2 separate regions of the Homo sapiens genome follow, and region 1 is linked to region 2. The links are chromatin contacts, found by Hi-C or POLR2A ChIA-PET in ENCODE. All regions are on one chromosome and are shown on one strand. The core of a region is the stretch at or near the end of the contact, and the rest is flanking DNA. Distances in the headings are between cores, read along the strand shown. Region 1 holds the start of RAPGEF3 (Rap guanine nucleotide exchange factor 3). Region 2 holds the start of PCED1B-AS1 (PCED1B antisense RNA 1).

The links. A loop is a pair of places that touch in the nucleus more often than their neighbours do. ChIA-PET counts read pairs that join two places held with the same protein, here RNA polymerase II (POLR2A). Pooled maps may share reads with other maps.
Region 1: a map with no recorded cell type shows a loop between it and region 2 (4-fold over the local background). The contact joins the promoter of RAPGEF3 here to the promoter of PCED1B-AS1 in region 2. A Hi-C loop is called at or near these places in 4 of 37 single-sample maps with no recorded cell type and 2 of 50 pooled maps. POLR2A ChIA-PET finds 5 or more read pairs at or near these places in 1 of 52 experiments (Caco-2).

Annotation. Positions count from the first base shown.
Region 1 is chr12:47,756,934-47,761,657 of GRCh38, forward strand. It overlaps RAPGEF3 (Rap guanine nucleotide exchange factor 3), which reads right to left and starts at 1,947. Exons shown (of 28, transcript NM_001098531.4): 1 at 1,618-1,947; 2 at 933-1,145. The coding sequence starts at 1,623. It also overlaps a transcript of SLC48A1 not described here. RefSeq lists enhancers at 1,158-1,826, 1,827-2,495 and a silencer at 1,767-2,116.
Region 2 is chr12:47,214,491-47,219,227 of GRCh38, forward strand. PCED1B-AS1 (PCED1B antisense RNA 1) reads right to left here and starts at 1,953. Exons shown (of 3, transcript NR_026544.1): 1 at 1,894-1,953; 2 at 1,675-1,774. It overlaps PCED1B (PC-esterase domain containing 1B), which reads left to right. Exons shown (of 4, transcript NM_138371.3): 3 at 1,732-2,199.

The DNA.
Region 1 (4,724 bases), core at 697-3,196, 540 kb after region 2:
ACTCCAGCCTGGTGACAGAGGAAGACTCTGGTTAAAAAAAAAAAAAAGAAAGAAAAGAAAAAAGAAATGAACTCTCCCGGCCAAGCGCAGTGGGTCACGCCTGTAATACCAGCACTTTGGGAGGCCAAGGCAGGTGGATTGCTTGGGCCTAGGAGTTCAAGACCTACCTAGGCAACATAGCGAAACCTGGGTGGACACACGCAGTGGAGACATAACTGAATCTCAAGCTAAGCTACTCTATTTAGTCTGGATGGTTGGGGATAGCTTCTCTGCTGATTTGGATAGTACAGCCATTATCTTGCCTCCCAAATCCCACCATTCTTTCCCCTCCCTGCTCTCTCCTTCATTCTTTCAGGTCCAGAGATGTTTCTCACTAGCAAAGGGCACTTTGGTGATCTCAGATTCTCCAAATGTCTCAGAATCCTTCCCTGAGCCCCCCAAAGGCAGGTACCAAGCAGTGTCCACATGATCACCTCACCCTAAGACCAAAACGCAGAATTAGCACAGTTCAGTAACTCACTAAAGGAGAATGTTGCCACGGTGATGCACCCAGAACTGTAACCAAGCTTACCTCACTCCAACCCATTGACCCGGCCCCCATACCTCCCACCTCCACCTGGAAAGAACACACAAGTACCTAACTCAATGCCGGCTCACTGAGGTGACAGATAAACAACAAATCCCTTTCCCCTTCCCCCCATGCCCAAACAGAGACATTTGGGCAGAACACACACACAGACACACACACGTTGCAGCTGTGTGAGCCACCCACGCACACTGCAGACAAGCTTCCTGACCCAGTGTCCACGGCAGCTGTACCACTGTACACCCCCAGAGCAAGCTGGGCCACCAGCAGCATGCCAAGCCATGATCTAGGCCCCCCTCTAGCTCTGGTACTGGCCCTGGCACCTGGGCAGGTGAAAGGTACTCACCCAGCGCAGCCCCTGGATGCAGCTCGGACGCTGGTGCTCCAGCAGCAGCTGGTAGGAGCAGCTTCGGGGCCGGTGCATCCTTCTCAACACCATGTTGAGTAGTGTCCCCTCCGGCACCACGTCAGGGAGGGCTCCCACCCGCGGTGCTCCCAGAGCTGGGCTATCCTCCACAGCCAGGCCCACCTGCCAGCAGCTCTCACCTGGCCAGCCCACCTGTGACACGGGGAGGAAAGTGGACAGCCATGGGACACGACTGGGGCGGCTGGGCCACAGTACAACTGCCCCAGGCAGAACTACTTCCTTAGAGTCCTCTGGACTGGTCAGGCGGAGGTGCTGCAACCCTGCCAGGAGCTGGGGGGAGGAACAGGAAGACCTTCACTGGGGCCTGCCGGTCTGGCGCACTTAGGGGTCTCCAGCTGGCTCTTGGAAAAGATCAGGCCCTTCTTAGTCCTCTTTGGAATTCTGTCCCATCTCACTGCCCATGCCCCTGCAGGGATCTCCACTACCTCCCAGTATGAAGCTATAGATTCACTAGGTCTCCCAGAAATGCAGCTTCGGCTTAAACCCTTCTCCTCTCCTCCTCAGCCCTGACTAACCCTCCCTCTCCCACCCAAACTCCCCACCGTGTCAGCTTCCTCTCCCGCCCTCTCCTGCTCCTCCTCAACCCTGACCCCACCTTACCCACCTTCATGTTTCTTTTCAAGCTCGCACAGCCGTGCAGGCTCTAGCAAAAGGCTGGGGGGTCCCCAGCGACCCCCATCAGCTTTGATAAGGGGATCCGGAGGGTGCCAGTGGGTAAGTCCAGGTACAGTGAACTGGGCCAGTGCCTAGCTGGACTGGCTGCCAGGGCAGCAGGATGCAGGGCTCGGTGGAGAGGCTCCTCTTGGGTGAGTAGAGGGGTGGGGGCGTGGTGGGGGGACGCCACCCAGCCACCGGCGACAGGGAGCCCCGAGCCTGCGCCTTCGTCTCAGACGAAGGAGCCAGCTGGCACCGGGCGCTGAAGCAAGGCTGCGCTGGCACCGGTCCGGGCGGGAGCTGTCACACCCCCTGCGCTGCCCGCCCCCTTCCCCTCCCCAGGACTGGCGGAGGGGGCGGGGTGGAGGCGCCCTGCCTTACGGTAGAGGAATGCGTAGGGGAAGGGGGCCGGCACTGGCAGGCTTTGGAGTCCGCACCCGGGGGTACCAGAGTGGACATCCGCCTGAGCCCAGAGTATCCCCAGGGGGCAGGAGCGGCCCCGAAGTGTGTGGAGGAGGCCGCAACGGCCGGGGTGTCAGGGATCCGGCGGTGAGTGGCTGCACTGGCCGCCACGTGGCCGGGAGGAGAAATGCAAACAAGGAAACCGGGGAGAGCGGGGAGGGGGTGAGTCACTGCGGCCTCACCCGGGAGGGAAATCCGGGCTGGGGCCGCTTCCCGGCTGGGGGTGTCTGCCTCCTGTTTCGGTTCAGGGTCTCCAGCCGCCCGGGGGAGGGAATAGGCGGCTTTCCCGCGGGGAATCCCGCTGCCTTGCCTCCCACAGTTCCGTTCCCAGACCCACGCCCCACTGCCCCCTGCCCCAGCACACACACACCGGGAGCAGTTGAGGAAACTGAGGCTGGAGAGGAAGGACTGCTCTCCAGAACGGGTAGGGGCCCTAAGAGGAGATTGGGGTTGTGGCAGAGCTTCCAGGGGAGCAGAAGGTGTTCGAGTACCACGCCCCCTACCGCGCGCTCCCTGGTGGCCGGGTAGGTTGAGGCGGAGACCGGGCATTCCAGCGCCCTGCTAGGCAGGCTTGCTACCGAGGCTCCACGCCTCCCTGGGCCTCAGTTTCCACCACTGTGCAAATGGCCCAGCGCGGGCCTCTTCGCCCCACTCCTGAGAGGGTGGAGAGACAGTGGCCGGGGACAGCGACCCGTAATTCAGGACGATAATGAGGGTTTGGAAGGAGGTGAACGCCCCACCCCCAGCTTTTTAGGACTTTTTGCCCCTTCTCTTCCCTTTTCCCTTTGCTGTTGAGCCAGCCCAGACTGGGAAGAAGTATCTCTAAAAAGCCTATACCCCAATTTTGGGATGCCAAGCCCGCATCCTCCACCATGATTATTTTCTTGAAAGTGAGGAGAAGACTGGGAAGAGGTAGCTCTAAGAAGCCTATACTCCCAATTTTGGGATGCCAAGCCCCCATCCTCCACCAATTATTATTTTCTTGAAAGTGGGGAGAGAAATTTTAATTGTGATTAAAATCCCATTTTTAATGTATACATGTATAAAAAATGTTTCCCAGAAGCTTACTAAAATGCAGGCTCCGTCCCCAGCAATTCATATTCAATCCTATTGGCATGAAATGGAAAATCTGTATTTGGAACAAACACCCCAGGTCATCTGCTGTGTCCACACATTAAGAAACGCTGGTGGAGTTTTAAATGCCTCTCCGGGGAAGGAGGAAAGCCTGAGAATGAATCTGACCTCAGACCCAAATCCATTCAACGGAGTTCTGGTAATTTGGAAGAAGGAAGAGCAACCTGGAAACTGACAGGAAAGGATGACAAGTTGGGAGTCACAGGTATGCATGGGGAAGAGTTAGGGGGATGGAGTCATGAGTTTCGGGTTGCTGGGGCCAGTGCCCTGGCCTAGAAGTTCTTGCAGGAAGGCTTCCTGAGACTGGCAGTTGGGTCACAAAGGGGTCCCCTATTTCCTATTCTTGCTGCCCTTACTCTGGGCAGGTGGAAGATGCTGGGGAGTGAGGCAGGACACTTGTATACATTTCAGCAGAGCTACAAAATCTAATCATGTGCGGGCACTCTTTCAAGTGCTTTCCATGTGTTTAATCCCTGCCACGATCCTGTGAGGTATGTACTTCTGTTATCCTCACGTCACAGATGGGGAAACTGAGGCTCAGGGATATTAAGGAAATTGCCAAAGTCACACAGCTAGTAAATGGTGGAGCTGGGGCATGAATCCAGGTTGTCTGTCTCCACGTACTCACCATGGTATACTGCGTATACTCTGTATGTATTCTATTCTTCTAATGTAGACTAGACTGCCTAGGAGAGTCTACTCAAAAAAGGAAAATTGAGGCCGGGTGCGATGGCTCACGCCTGTAATCCCAACACCTTGGGAGGCTGAGGTGGGGGTGAATCATGAGGTCAGGAGTTCAAGACTAGCCTGACCAACATGGTGAAACCCTGTCTCTACTAAAAATACAAAAATTAGCCAGGCGTGGTGGCGTGCGCCTGGAATCCCAGCTACTCAGGAGGCTGAGGCAGGAGAATTCTTTCAACCCGGGAGGCGAAGGTTGCAGTGAGTCAAGATCATGCCACTGAACTCCAGCCTGGGCGACAGAGCGAAACTCCATCTCAAAAAAAAAAAAAAAAGGCAGGGGGGAAATCGAATATGTTTGTGTTGAGGTGTGGGGGAGCCTCAGGGAGCCAAGGATCACTCAAATCGGTGAAAATGAAACTGTCCCAACCCACTCCCCCACCTATGTTCCCCTTCAACACTACTCTTGCCTTTCTTTTTTCCATTTCTTTTTCATTCCCCCTCTCTGGGGAGATTGAGAAGAGGACCTGGGGTGATTACCTATTGGCTCCTAGCCTGGGGAGATCATAGGGAGTAGATCTTTTATGTGTCCCATTTCTAGCTTGTCCTACCTCTAACAGGCAAGGCCCCCAGCCTGCCATCAAAGCAGATGACGGGGCAGGTTTTTGCCTTCTCAGGATCCCTGGATGGGGACCCGACAGTAGAATTACTGCTCAGCAGATATTTGATCAAGGCTGAGGCCTAGAAGGGGCAGAGGACTGGGAATGTGTCTGAGGAACA
Region 2 (4,737 bases), core at 703-3,202:
CATAAAACAGATTAACAGGAGAAAAAAACATTTTTGGCCAGGCTCGGTGGCTCATGCCTGTGATCCCAGCACTTTGGGAAGCTGAGGTGGGAGGATCACTTGAGCCCACGAGTTCAAGACCAGCCTGGGCAACATATTGAGACCAAATCTCAATTCAAAAAAAAAGAAAAGAAAAGGAAAAAACATTTTTAATTATATGCACACACACTGGAATCCCCCAGGTAATAAAAGTTGTCTGAGAGCAGGACTCTTCCTGATACAGATACTTTGACTAATGTAGATTTCTTTTATAAATATAAATTTATTTTACAAAAGGACAGCTTTTCAGAGATACTCTTGTGTCTGCAGTTGCTCAGAATAATCAGCTCGAAATATGCCAAATAACTATATTTTGGGGTGGCATATTTTTTATTTTTGAGATGGAGTCTCGCTGTTGCCCAGGCTGAGGTGCAGTGGCGCAATCTCGGCTTGCTGCAACCTACGCCTCCTGGGTTGAAGCGATTCTCCTGCCTCAGCCTCCCAAGGACCTGGGATTACGGGAACCTGGGGGTGGTATATTCTGATCTTCTGTAGTCATGCACTGGGACCTTCTGTAGTCATGCATTTTCTCTCTCTCTTTTTTTTCTGATTCATTATTTCCTTTTCTTTTTCATCTTGGTATTTGTAGGGAAAGTGATATTCCTCTCCCCGAAATCATATTATTCCAGACAAAAGAAAACAAATGCCTACACTTATCTAATCAATCAGAAGACCATCTCCCCCACCCTTTTTTTTTTTTTAAAGATGGAGTCTTGCTCTTGTCACCCTGACTGGAGTGCAATGGGACGATTTTGGCTCACTGCAACCTCCGCCTCCTGGGTTCAAGCGATTCTCCTGCCTCAGCCCCCCGAGTAGCTGGGATTACAGGGGCCCACCACCACGCCCAGCTAATTTTTGTATTTTCAGTAGAGACGGAGTTGCACCATGTTGGCCAGGCTGGTCTCGAACTCCTGACCTCAGGTGATCCACCCGCCTCGGCCTCCCAAAGTGCTGGGATTACAGGCATGAGCCACAGCGCCAGACGAACCATCTCCCTTTTAAGCACGCTGTCCCCTTGAGTTACCTGCTGGTTTCAAGTGGAACACTAAGGGAGGAAGCAGAAAGTTCTTATCTTGCTCTGCCACATACTGGATCTAGCTGAGGCTGGGGCTCAGGCCTGTGGTTTCCTGTAGTGTGGACTGAGCCATTTTTCCATCAAGACGTCAGTGGAGAGATGAAGTGAAAGGATTTAAAAGCGGTTTGTGGCCTGCCATGGTGGCTCACCCCTATAATCCCAGCACTTTGGGAGGCCAAGGCGGGTGGATCACCTGAGGTAAGGAGTTCGAGACCAGACTGGCCAACATGGTGAAACACCATCTCTACTAAAAATACAAAATCAGCCGGGTGTGGTGGTGGGTGCATGTAGTCACAGCTACTCGGAGCCTGAAGCAGGAGAATCGCTTGAACCTGGGAGGCAGAGGTTGCAATGAGCCGAGACCATGCCACTGCACTCCAGCCTGGGCAACAAGACCAAAACTCCGTCTCAAAAAAAATAAATAAATAAAAATAAAAGCGGTTTGTAAACTGTAACACCTTGCACAGAAACACAAGATTACTACTATTAAATATTATTTAGAAAAGTAGAGTTCTTCTTACCATTTCCCTGTTTCTTTCTTCTCACTTCCTCCTTTCCCCTTCTGACCATCTTTTCAGCCGTGAACATACCACACCAGCAAGAACAATAAGAGCCAAGGGTCTGAATTGTTTAATCAAAGGAAGAGTCAAAATAAGCTACACCCAGATTACTGAGAAAGGTGAAATGAAAACAAGCTCAAAACCAAATTCCAGGAAGATGCTGTCTTTGTATTGACTTACCATTTCATGTTTTCACACATGTCAAAGTCTTGAAGCTTCGGTCATTAGTCTTCCGCTTCCTAAAGCAAGAAACTAAATGCTGACTTGTGTCGTTTGCCCCAGATGCCACCGGAAATGTCATCTTCTCCCCAGACGCTGGCTTGCAAGCACAGCAGCACCCAGAGGCTAACCTATTTCCCCTATAGCCCAAGCTCTGAGATCTCCCGTCTGGTCACAATGATCTACAGGAGAGGAAGAAAGCTATCTAGGGACGAGATCTAGAATCAACTGAGAGAGATGCTTAAAAATCACCAGTTACTTTAATGAGTAAGTACTTTTCAGTTTTTCCATTTTATCTGAAACTTTAAGTTGGCATTTCTGACCAGCCTTTCTTGAGACCATCATTTTTTGGGCACTTACTGTAGACAGGAATCAGCACCCTAGCCTCCTTCAGCCCACCCCATGTAACACTAAAGAGACAACTGGTGCTTGGCAATAACAAAAATATTAGTGATTGATAAACTTGTAAATTTATTAAAATGGACAGTGAAAGAAAACAGCCAATTTAGTTGTGAACTGGAGAAGGGACGTGAGGCATCTGTTGTCTGCAATCTTGTATGTTGTGGTTGACCACAAAGGCTTGGCATCAGGTTTTACTTCCAGCACTACTTCTTATAAAATGGATGACCTTGGGCAGATTACTCAATCTTTTAGCCTTAATTTTTAAAAGTATAAAATGGAGAAAATTAGAATATGTAGTCCAGGTGCGGTGGCCCACACCCGTAATCCAAGCACTTTGGAAGGCTGAGGCAGGTGGATTATTTGAGTCTAAGTTCAAGACCAGCCTGGACAACATGATGAAACCCTGTCTCTAAAAAAAACTATAAAAATTAGCCAGGCATGGTGGCACAGGCCTGTAGTCCCAGCTACTAGGGAGGCTGAAGTGGGAGGATTGATTGAGCCTGCAGAGTTGCTGCAGTGAGCCATGATTTCGCCACTGAATTCCAACTTGGGCAACAGAGTGAGACAAGAAAGAAACAGAGAGAGAGAGAGAGACAGAGAAAGAAGAAAAAAAAAGAAAGAAAGAAAGAAAGAAAAAGAAAGAAAGAGAAAGAAAGAAAGAAAGAAAGAAAGAAAGAAAGAAAGAAAGAAAGAAGAAAGAGAAAGAGAGAAAAGAAAAGGAAAGAAAGAAAGAAAATAATTTCTTAGGTTGTTTTTGTTTTTGTTTTTTTGTGATGGAGTCTCACTCTGCTGCTCAGGCTGGAGTGCAGTGGTGCTATCTCTGCTCACCGCAACCTCCGCCTCCCAAGTTCAAGCAATTCTTGTGCCTCAGCCTCCCAAGTAGCTGGGATTACAGGCACGCGACACCACTCCCAGCTAATTTTTATATTTTTACTAGAGACAGGGTTTCACCATGTTGGCCAGGCTGATCTTGAACTCCAGACCTCAGGTGATCCGACCGTCTTGGCCTCCCAAAGTGTTGGGATTACAGGCATGAGCTACCGCGCCCTTCTTAGAGTTCTTAAGAAGAATAAAGAGATAAACTGGTAAAACATGTAAATACTTTTTGGAGGGTATGCTAAATAATGCCACTAAATAATTAATGTTGCTAAATAATAAGTTAAATGCTTCATTTAACTGGAAATCTCCCTTAACCACTAAGCCCACTTTCCAGATATGCTAAGGTGGCTCAGAATAACAATAGCAGCGAACATCTGTAGAGTTTACACAGCATTTCATTTGATTTCCACAATTAACTCTAAGGTAGGCAGTGCAGAGCTGTTGACTTATTTTTGGAGCTGGAGGAGAAGAGAGAAGCGAGAGCTCGGCTGGACACGGCAGCAGGGAGAAAAACCCCTAGGTCCGTTGTTGGCACTGAAGTGGGGAAAACCATGGCCTGGGGAAAGGCCTAATGTGAGAAGTTAGTCGGTGTGCATAGGCAGTATGACATTCATTTCACCAGCACAAGATTCTTGTTCCTCAGCTTCCTTAGTCCCTGGACCTTGCTTGTCCTTTCTTCCGCTCCAAGCCGTAGAGCTTGAAACTGGCAAGTCCTCAGTTGCACTGCCAACAGGCAAAGCAGTGGGAACTCAAGTTTCCAGAATCCTCTACAACATAGTGTGAGTAAAAGCCAAGGCAGAGACAGTGTCTTGCTCTGTCATCCAGGCTGGAGCGCAGTGGTGCCATCACGACTCACTGCAGCCACAAACTCCTGGGTGCAAGGTATCCTTCCACCTCAGCCTCCTCCTGAGTAGCTGGGACTACAGACATGCGCCACCACATCCTGATCATTTTTAATTTTTTTTCTTTTTTTTTTTTTTTTTTAGAGACAGAGGTGTAGCTTTATTGCCCAGGGTGGGCTTGAACTCCTGGTCTCAAGCAATCGTCCCTCCTTGGCCTCCCAAAGTGTTGGGATTTCAGGTGTGAGCCACTCTACCTGGCTGAGACTTGCTCTCATTTTTAAATTCAAAAAATGTTTTCCATAGATCGGCCGCCTGTGGAAAAAGGTGACTCAGGCCTGTAATCCCAGCACTTTGGGAGGCCTAGGTGGGTGGATCACCTGAGGTCAGGAGTTCGAGACCAGCCTGGCCAACACGGTGAAACTCCGCCTCTACTAAAAATAGAACAATTATCTGGGCATGGTGGCAAATGCCTGTGATCCCAGCTATTCCGGAGACTGAGGCAGGAGAATCACTTTAGCCCATGAGACAGGGGATGTAGCGAGCCAAGATTGCACCACTGCACTCCAGCCTGGGCAACAGAGTGAGACTCTATCTCAAAAAACAAAAATAAAAAAGTTTCTTTTTCCATAGAAACACTATTACACATAGAATTTAAATACTACAAAAATGGTAACAATAATGA